Regions from separate parts of the Homo sapiens genome. Here all the other regions are linked to region 3. A link is a contact called in ENCODE Hi-C or POLR2A ChIA-PET data. All regions are on one chromosome and are shown on one strand. Each heading gives the region's core, a stretch centred on a gene start or an enhancer-like site at or near the end of the contact. The rest is flanking DNA. Distances are from core to core; before and after follow the strand shown.

Region 1 (2,700 bases), core at 183-2,682, 890 kb after region 3:
CCCCCCAAGGAGGCCTACAGGACCAAGGCTGCAGAGCCAGTAAGAGGCCAGACCTTCCAGGGCTTCATGCTAGTTCCTGGGGCTGAGAGGCAGGGCTAGGACACATGGACACAACTAGTCATGTGCAAATACTCCACCCTCTGCATAAGGAAACCAGCCACAACTTAAGTGGAGACAGTTTATGTGAAAGGAGGTGTGCCCACCAACAAAACATCACGTTGTTGCCTGATGTTTGGAGCAATTTGGGAAAACCCCCACAAAAAGTGAAAAATGCATGAAATAAATAAAACTGTGTCCTCCATACCGATGAGGCACAGGGAAAGAAAAGTGCCTGGCAGGGCTGGCCGCAAGGGTGGTTGTGTTTCTTTCAAGGCTGCATCTACTCAGAAGAGGGACATTTCCACATACTGAGCATGTGCCACCCACTGGAAGCTGTGCTGAGGACCATGAGTGCAGGATCTCATTTAATCCTCACCACGACCAGGGAGGTGAGTGCAAGGAATCTCACAGATGGGGAAACTGAAGCTTAGAGGCACCAGCTAGCATCTGAAAGGACAGTAATGGAGCTGGACAGGCCCAGTCCCTGACCACAGTACTTCTCCCTACCTGGTCCAAACACTGATGCTGAGACTCACTCACCCATTGTCTCCACCAAATACATAAATGGCATCTTTATAGGCCACCACTGTGTGCTTGCTGCGCCTGGAAAGAAAGGAGTGGAGGGCGGTAAGGACAGGACCCTCCTGGGGGGCACCCAAGGAATGGGACTAAGCAGGAGAGCTGCCACGGAAGTTAGGTATCACCTCTCAACTGCTAAGATCCATCATCTTCTAAGATAACACCAATCATCCTGCAAGTGAGGACCCCTGACACGGCTCCAGGACTCTCTGGACTCCTCACCCCACCTCAGAGCACCTGGGACCCCAGCCCAATATCCACAAACACAACTTAGTTCCAGTACCCTGTCCCGGGACATCGGGCTCTGGGACTCCCTCGGAACCCTCTCCCCTGCCCTGAACAGCGTCCTGTACAGCACCATCCACCTCATTACCAGATCCTACCCCAGGACACCACCCCCCGGCTTCGCCCCTGGACCCGCCCTGGGACCCTCGCAGATCGCCCTTCCTGTCCTCAGGACCCCATGAAGCCCACCGTACCGGGCACCCACGAACTCGTCGCAGGGCGGGAGGCGCCGCCAGCGATGCACTGTTTCGAAGGGCCCGAAGTTGAGCGTCAGGTACTCGACACTGTCCGAGCAGCTATGGTCGAAGTCCACGCTCGGGGCTACCTTGGACCGCGCGCCGCCTGCCAGGGCCGCAGCCCCGATCTGCCCCCCCGTGCTGCCCGGTCCAGCCATCCCGGGTCCACGCCGGATCGGCCGCGCTGTAAGCCCAACTTGCGGCCACCGCCCCGGGCCGGCTGGAGAAACCACATTTCCCGGCGAGCCCTGCGCTGACGGTGCGGCACGTCCGGCCAGCGCCGCACTTGCGCCCTCCAGCTCTTCCCGACAAGCCTACCGCTTGCCGAGACACCGCGGGCGAGCGCAGGATGCGGTTGTCGACCGCGCGGCGAGCGTGGGACCTTCTGGGGAGCGTTTCAGGCTATGTACTGGCGCTGCGTTGTCCCTTCCAGTGAATGCAGTGTGTCGTCCCTAGCCCCGTCGCGACTGCTCTTCCCGGCGCCTCCCAGGCCCACGCAGCCCGAAGACCCGCGGCCGGCTCGCAGTTCCCGGCATGCCCTGGGTCTGCGCGTGGCTCCGGCCTGGATCGTCTGCCGCTGCCGGGATCCCCCATGGAGGGTTCCGGGCTCGCAGCGGCCTCTGCAGGCGGCTCAACGCTCCCTTTCCTGCTAGCGCCCTCAGCCCTGACCCCCAGCAACTCCCCTCTCCCCTTGGCTTTCTTACTGACTGAGAGGCAGCCCGGCGAGGAGCCTCTGGATTCTCATTCCTACTTAGCAGGGCCTCAGCTCCTTCACCTCCGACATGGGGATTGAGAATGCTCCGGCTATGAAAAGCATGGGGTCTGTCTCAGGACACAGCTCCCACAGCCCTAAGTGGGCAAATGCCCCAAAGTGTCAAGCATGAGCCACCTCTGAAGGAGCATTTACTATCTCAAGACCTTTGGGCATGTTGTCCCTTCTACCTGGAATACCCTTCCTTCAAAACTCAGAGCCAAAAGCAAAAAGCGTTCGCTGATCGCAGAGGGGGAGAGGGATGTGGGAGGGCTTGGGGCGCAGAATTAGTTGCTACCTCCTCTGGGCGTTCACAGGCCAAATTTCCTTGGTGTGGCACCTGGCATTCTGTGATTGTGCCTGTTTCCCTGTGGTCTGGTCCTGTGCCTATTGGCCCAATTACACTGGGAGTCATACAGATCTGCAAATTTGTGCGTTTTAATTTTACGGTAATGTTTAACGTGTTGCAGGGTTCTTCAGGGGACCAGTCCCAATAGAGGGAGAAGAGGCAGGGCTTGTCCTGCCTCCAGTGCCAGCTGTCAGTGGCAGCAGAGGCCTTGAGGGTTGAGCATCTTCTGGATCCAGCAGAGGCCTCCCAGGAGGGGAGCCAGGTGGCTGAAGGCAAGCACTGGGAGGGCTCAGGTTCTGCCCTGGGGGATCCTGGGACTGGAGATTGGCACCTGCCCCCAAGGCTTGGCCTGTGCCCTTGGTGCCCCCTTTGCCTGCCCAAGTCTACTGCATGTGAGCTCA
Region 2 (2,700 bases), core at 89-2,588, 690 kb before region 3:
GACTCCGTCTCAAAAAAAAAAATAAATAAATAAAGGACCAGCCTCGACTGACAGTCGGCACTCCGCAGGCATCCTCCACAATCCTCTCTCCTCTCTGCCTCTTGCCCTACAACCTGGCCATGCCATGATTCCTCCCTACCTGTCCTCCTCTGTGGACTTCATGACCACGCTCTGTCCTATGAGGCTGGACCAGGGTCATGTTCACTCACTTCTCTCCCCTCCCTGCCATTTGTTCCACTCCCCAACTTGTTCTCCACGCATCGATCTCAATGGAGCAACAGCAATCAGATGATGAAAATAAATAATGGTGGCCAGTCTTCAAATGGATCCCCTTTTCAATCCCGCACTATCCATCTGCTGCCTTCTCATCAGCCCTCTGCCCCAGTTTCTTTCCCTTCTCAAACTGGACAAGCACCGTACTCCGTGAAGATGTGTGCAGCCTGTTCCCATGCCCTGAACACCATCCCTTCAAGCTCCTCTGGCTGCTCCCTGCTCAGGTCTCAGAAAAGGAGAGCTGGGCAACCCTCCCAGGGAGCCGCCCGCCTGTGTAACTTTCAGTACCAGCCTGTTTGCTTTCTTGAGATAATTAGCTACAACGGCCACTTTAAAACAATGGTCTTCTTATTTTGTTTTTTGTTTTCACCCTAAACTTTATAAAGTCAGAAATCGTAAGTCCTTGAGCATCCACAGCCACTCAAGGACGAACCTTTGCTGAATGCCTCAAGCAGAGAGGGGGAGGCTGAGTCTCTGTTTCGAAGGTGAAAACACAACGGTTTTTATCAGCCCTGTTTTATGCGACAATCCCAGGTCGAATCTGGATCAATGCAATGACTTCCTTTGCATGGACCTATGTTTTGTTCGTGCATTCATCTGTGCAGCTGGGAACCCGCAGCTCTGTTCACTGGCATGGGGATGCCTCGGGGAATGGCAGGGCAGAGCCACAAAAAGCCAGCCTCACCACGCGGCCTGTTGCTCTTAGCCACCATGCCCATCATAGCCTGTGGCAGGAGATGTTGGGGTCCCCCCCCCCGACCCCTTTCAGGAAAACAGAGTTTGTGGAGGCGGAGTACTTCCCAGGCCTGACTGATAAAACAATTCAAAAGACTCAAAGAGATTCCTCGCCTGTCCCGTCCCTTGAAGGGCCTTGAACACGGGGTCCTTCCGCTTGGCTCCTAGCCCGTCCCTCTCCCCTTACCAGGAAAGGATCCTCCCCATCTCTGCAGAAGCCTGACCATCCCCCTAGAGGGCCTGGGAGGAAGTGGGTTTTGCATACAGTCCCTGTTGACTCTAGTGCCCCCTGCTGGCCCCAGACGCGAGTTCCGGCGAGGCTTCAGGGTACAGCTCCCCCGCAGCCAGAAGCCGGGCCTGCAGCGCCTCAGCACCGCTCCGGGACACCCCACCCGCTTCCCAGGCGTGACCTGTCAACAGGTCTGTATTGGCGACAAAAGGAGCAGCCCTGAATGTAGGGAAAGCAGGGCGGAGTCCTCTGCAGGCTCGGGGGAGGGGAGGGGCGTGAATGCGTGGATTTCTGTGGAGAGTGGAAACACGGGGAGTCGAGGGGAGCATGCGCGGGCCTCAGAAAGTTCTGGGAAACCGACTCCCGGGAGCAGGGAGGAACGCGCGCTCCAGAGAGTAAGTTAATTGAATCCCGGGGGGTGGTCTCTTCAGCCCGGGGGGTTACAGAAGTAGGTAAATCCAGAGATTACCCAGCCAAGGCCAGGGGCATCTTTTCTAGACTTGCGGGGCGGGGTGGGGCGAGAACTTGAGCTCAGGGGACCCTGGAACCGGCCCCTGCACCCCGCATCCCACTGAAGAAAAGGGAGGTCGCCAGAAGCACAGACCCAGGACAGAGTCCAGACTTGGACGTCTCCGTGATCCCAGAACACCCCGTCCCACACTCCCAGTCAGCCCCCCGCCTCCCCACTGCCTCTCCATTCGCCCACCGCACCCCCTTTTTCCACCCTGCCCCCACCCTACTGTCTGGTGGGAAAGGCCGCAGCCATCACGTATTCACCCATCCCCACCCCTCACCCCCCACCTTCTGACTTTCTTTCCACATCCCCACCCCCTCCCCCACTCTCTGCCTCTTTTCCCTCCCCCTCCCCAACCCTTTGTTTTTCTTACACATCCCCACCCCTCCCCCAACCTCTGTCTTCTCTCATCCCCACCCCCACCCTGTTTCCCTTCCCCCATTCCCGCCCTGGCCCGCCTTCTGTCTCCCTTCCCCCATCCCCACCCCTCCCCCCCTTCTGTCTCCCTTCCCCCATCCCCACCCCTCCCCCGCCTTGTCTACCTTCCGCCATCCTCACCCCTCCCCCACCCTGTCTCCCTTCCCCCACCCCACCCCTCCCCCACCCTCTGTCTCCGTTCCTAATCCCCACGCCTCCACCACTCTTTGTTTCCCTTCCCCCATCCCGACCCCCCACCCCACCCTGTGTTCCTTCCTCCATCCCCCCCCACTGTCTTTCTTCTCGGTTCCCCACCCTGTCTCCCTTCCCGCATGCCCACCCCTCCCCCACCCTGTCTCCCTTCCCCCATGCCCACCCCTCCCCCACCCTGTCTCCCTTTCCCCATGCCCACCCCTCCCCCACCCTGTCTTCCTTCCCCCATGCCCACCCCTCCCCCACCCTGTCTTCCTTCCCCCATTCCTAACCCTCCTCCCGCCCCCCCTTCCCCACCCCCATCTCCCCTCCTTCCCCA
Region 3 (2,700 bases), core at 201-2,700:
TAATTAATCTTTGTTGATGTCTAGAAGTCAAGAGTTGATGGTTTTAAACTTGGAAGAGTTGAACAAAGAGGATATAGGGTCTGCCGCTCTTCCTTCTCCCTCCAAACATGGCAGGGGAAAAGGTTCAGAAGCAGTGCCTGGGTCATTGTCCGTCTCGTTGTCTTAGCTTTCCTTGGTATCCACCTGCTTCAGGACTCTAATTTTTATTTTTTCAACCTCTGTTGTTTGTGACTGTTTCTTAACCTGGTGTGTCTCTTTTTCTCTAAACCTCGATGTTTTGGTTTTAGTGACTCTATCTTTGCATTTCTATTTCATTACCTGCTCTGTCAGCATTTCTGCCTATCTGTACCAATCTCGGTCTGTCTCTGAACGCAAATGTATCTCTCATGTGTTTCGACCCACCACCCCCTAATCCCTTACTCTCTGCTTTGTCCTCCTGCCTCAGCCTCCCAAGTAGCTGGGATGACAGGCGCCCACCACTGCGCCCGGCTAATTTTTGTATTTTTAGTAGAGACAGGGTTTCGCCATGTTGGCCAGGCTGGTCTTGAACTCCTGACCTCGTGATCCGCCCGCCTCGGCCTCCCAAAGTGCTAGGATTACAGGCGTGAGCCACCTCGCCCGGACTTAATTTTTGTATTTTTAGTAGAGACCTGGTCTCAAACTCCTGACCTCAAGTGATCCGCCCGCCTCGGCCTCCCAAAGTGCTGGGATGATAGGCGTGAGACACCGCGCCCTCCCTTCTGCTTTGTACTTCTTCATCGTACTTATCACAACTTGAGCATTACACGTATTTGTCTGTCTCCTCTCTCTAAAAGGTAACTTCTATAAGGGTGGATCCCCAGGAACATGGAGTGTGCTCAACAAACATCTGAACTAACCTGATTGGCGTATCCTCTCAGTGTCTCCTTTTAGTCTCGACAATTGTGTTTCACACTTTCTCAGTATGCAAATATCTTTCTCGGTCTGGGTCATGCCTTTCGGTTTCTGCCCCAGTGCAGAGGCCTCTAAGTTTATCAGCGTGTGGACCACAGATTCGCAGAGGCCTGAGCTGCGGCGCTGCCGGGATATGGCGCGTCGTCGGGCCTCAAGCACAGCCCGGGGTCCCTCGCTGGCTCTGTTCGGACCCTGCTCGGTCGCTCGCCTGGGCCCCAGCCATCTCTCACTTCAGCCCATGAGTTCTGCCCCACGTCTGTCTCCCTGGGTGTCTTAAGAGACGCGACCCGCACCGACGCCCCCGCGAATGCACCGCGAATGCACGTGACCGCGCCTAGTGGCGCCCCCTCAGTCAACGCCGTCGCAGTGCCCCTCCCGAAGCCCGCCGCTTCCGCCGGCCCGCGCGGCCCCGCCCCCAGCCGCGAGGAACCAATCCGCATGCACACTTCTTGTCCCCGCCCCGGCACCCTCCTCGGCGCGCGCCCCTCCCTCCGCCCGCCCGCCGGCCCGCCCGTCAGTCTGGCAGGCAGGCAGGCAATCGGTCCGAGTGGCTGTCGGCTCTTCAGCTCTCCCGCTCGGCGTCTTCCTTCCTCCTCCCGGTCAGCGTCGGCGGCTGCACCGGCGGCGGCGCAGTCCCTGCGGGAGGGGCGACAAGAGCTGAGCGGCGGCCGCCGAGCGTCGAGCTCAGCGCGGCGGAGGCGGCGGCGGCCCGGCAGCCAACATGGCGGCGGCGGCGGCGGCGGGCGCGGGCCCGGAGATGGTCCGCGGGCAGGTGTTCGACGTGGGGCCGCGCTACACCAACCTCTCGTACATCGGCGAGGGCGCCTACGGCATGGTGTGGTGAGTGTCCGCGACCGGCCACGCCCGGCCCCCCCACCGCCCGGGGCCGCAGCGGACGCAGCCTCGGCCTCGCCCGCGCCTCGGCCTCAGGCGCCGCGGCGACCTCGAACCCGGACTTCACCGCGGTCCGCGCGCCAGGGCTCGGGCGCGGCCCCGGGCCGGTTGAGGTTTAGGTGTTGTTGCTCGCGGTTCCCGGGCCTTCGGTCGCTCGGGAAGGGGCTCAGGGAGTGGCGCGGGGGGCGTAGGCCGGTACTAGTGGACCCTTGGCCCCGGGCGCAGCGCGGCCTTTAAAGTCTGGACCCTCGGGAAGGCAACGGAAGGGTCCCCACCCCTCAATTTGCTAGTATCATGGCCTTCTTTTGGACTTTCGATTGTAAAACTGTGAATTCCATCAGATGCTTGTCGGTGTTGGCGGCGGTGGCTGCTGAGGTCCTGAAAGCGTTTTGCCTCCGCGTGTGTGCAGAACACCGAAATAATCGTTTTTCTCTCTTCGCCTCTGTTTGCAGCCAACGGCTTTCATTAAATATCCTCAGCGGTGCTAATGGTGGTCTCCGCGCAGGCTTTCTAAAATGGATTACTGACGCCAGTGTTGGTGGCATATTTCCGTCTTGAAGTTTTTACTTCTAAGTGGATTTTAATATCGTACTGCTGGCGTTTCAGGAAGGATAAACTAACATTACTCTCTTGATTTGTTAAAGATCCGTTTAGAGTTGGGCCTAATTTGACTTTTTTTTTAGCCCCCAAGTGAGCTCTTTTACCAGCATAAATGCTCCCAGATGTTTTAGCCCAATTGCTATGGACTCCTGTTAATGATTTAGTGGTCATTATGTATGCAGCCTTAATGGAGTTCTTGCAGAATCACACGTAGACTCCCTCATCTTGATTCAGGTCCCTTAGAAAAGTGAAATGATAGTGACGGTTTTTTTT

The links. Hi-C counts contacts between places; a loop is a spot of excess contacts on that map. ChIA-PET counts read pairs that join two places held with the same protein, here RNA polymerase II (POLR2A). Pooled maps may share reads with other maps.
Region 1: a pooled map shows a loop between it and region 3 (4-fold over the local background). The contact joins the promoter of LZTR1 here to the promoter of MAPK1 in region 3. A Hi-C loop is called at or near these places in 2 of 50 pooled maps. POLR2A ChIA-PET finds 5 or more read pairs at or near these places in 2 of 52 experiments (WTC11 and activated CD4-positive, alpha-beta T cell).
Region 2: a map of K562 shows a loop between it and region 3 (2.9-fold over the local background). The contact joins the promoter of PRAME here to the promoter of MAPK1 in region 3. A Hi-C loop is called at or near these places in 1 of 168 maps with a recorded cell type or tissue (K562). POLR2A ChIA-PET finds 5 or more read pairs at or near these places in 1 of 52 experiments (K562).

The regions. Positions count from the first base shown.
Region 1 is chr22:20,981,029-20,983,728 of GRCh38, reverse strand. LZTR1 (leucine zipper like post translational regulator 1) reads right to left here and starts at 1,432. Exons shown (of 21, transcript NM_006767.4): 1 at 1,158-1,432; 2 at 640-702. The coding sequence starts at 1,357. AIFM3 (AIF family member 3) reads right to left here. Exons shown (of 21, transcript NM_001386814.1): 21 at 2,371-2,700. The coding sequence ends at 2,698. RefSeq lists a silencer at 1,235-1,364 and enhancers at 1,755-1,854, 1,905-1,984.
Region 2 is chr22:22,557,903-22,560,602 of GRCh38, reverse strand. PRAME (PRAME nuclear receptor transcriptional regulator) reads left to right here and starts at 1,338. Exons shown (of 6, transcript NM_206956.3): 1 at 1,338-1,632. LL22NC03-63E9.3 (a long non-coding RNA gene) reads right to left here and starts at 1,260. Exons shown (of 3, transcript NR_027426.2): 1 at 1,196-1,260. It also overlaps IGL. RefSeq lists an enhancer at 1,127-1,421.
Region 3 is chr22:21,866,395-21,869,094 of GRCh38, reverse strand. It overlaps MAPK1 (mitogen-activated protein kinase 1), which reads left to right and starts at 1,450. Exons shown (of 9, transcript NM_002745.5): 1 at 1,450-1,773. The coding sequence starts at 1,655. RefSeq lists a silencer at 1,280-1,519.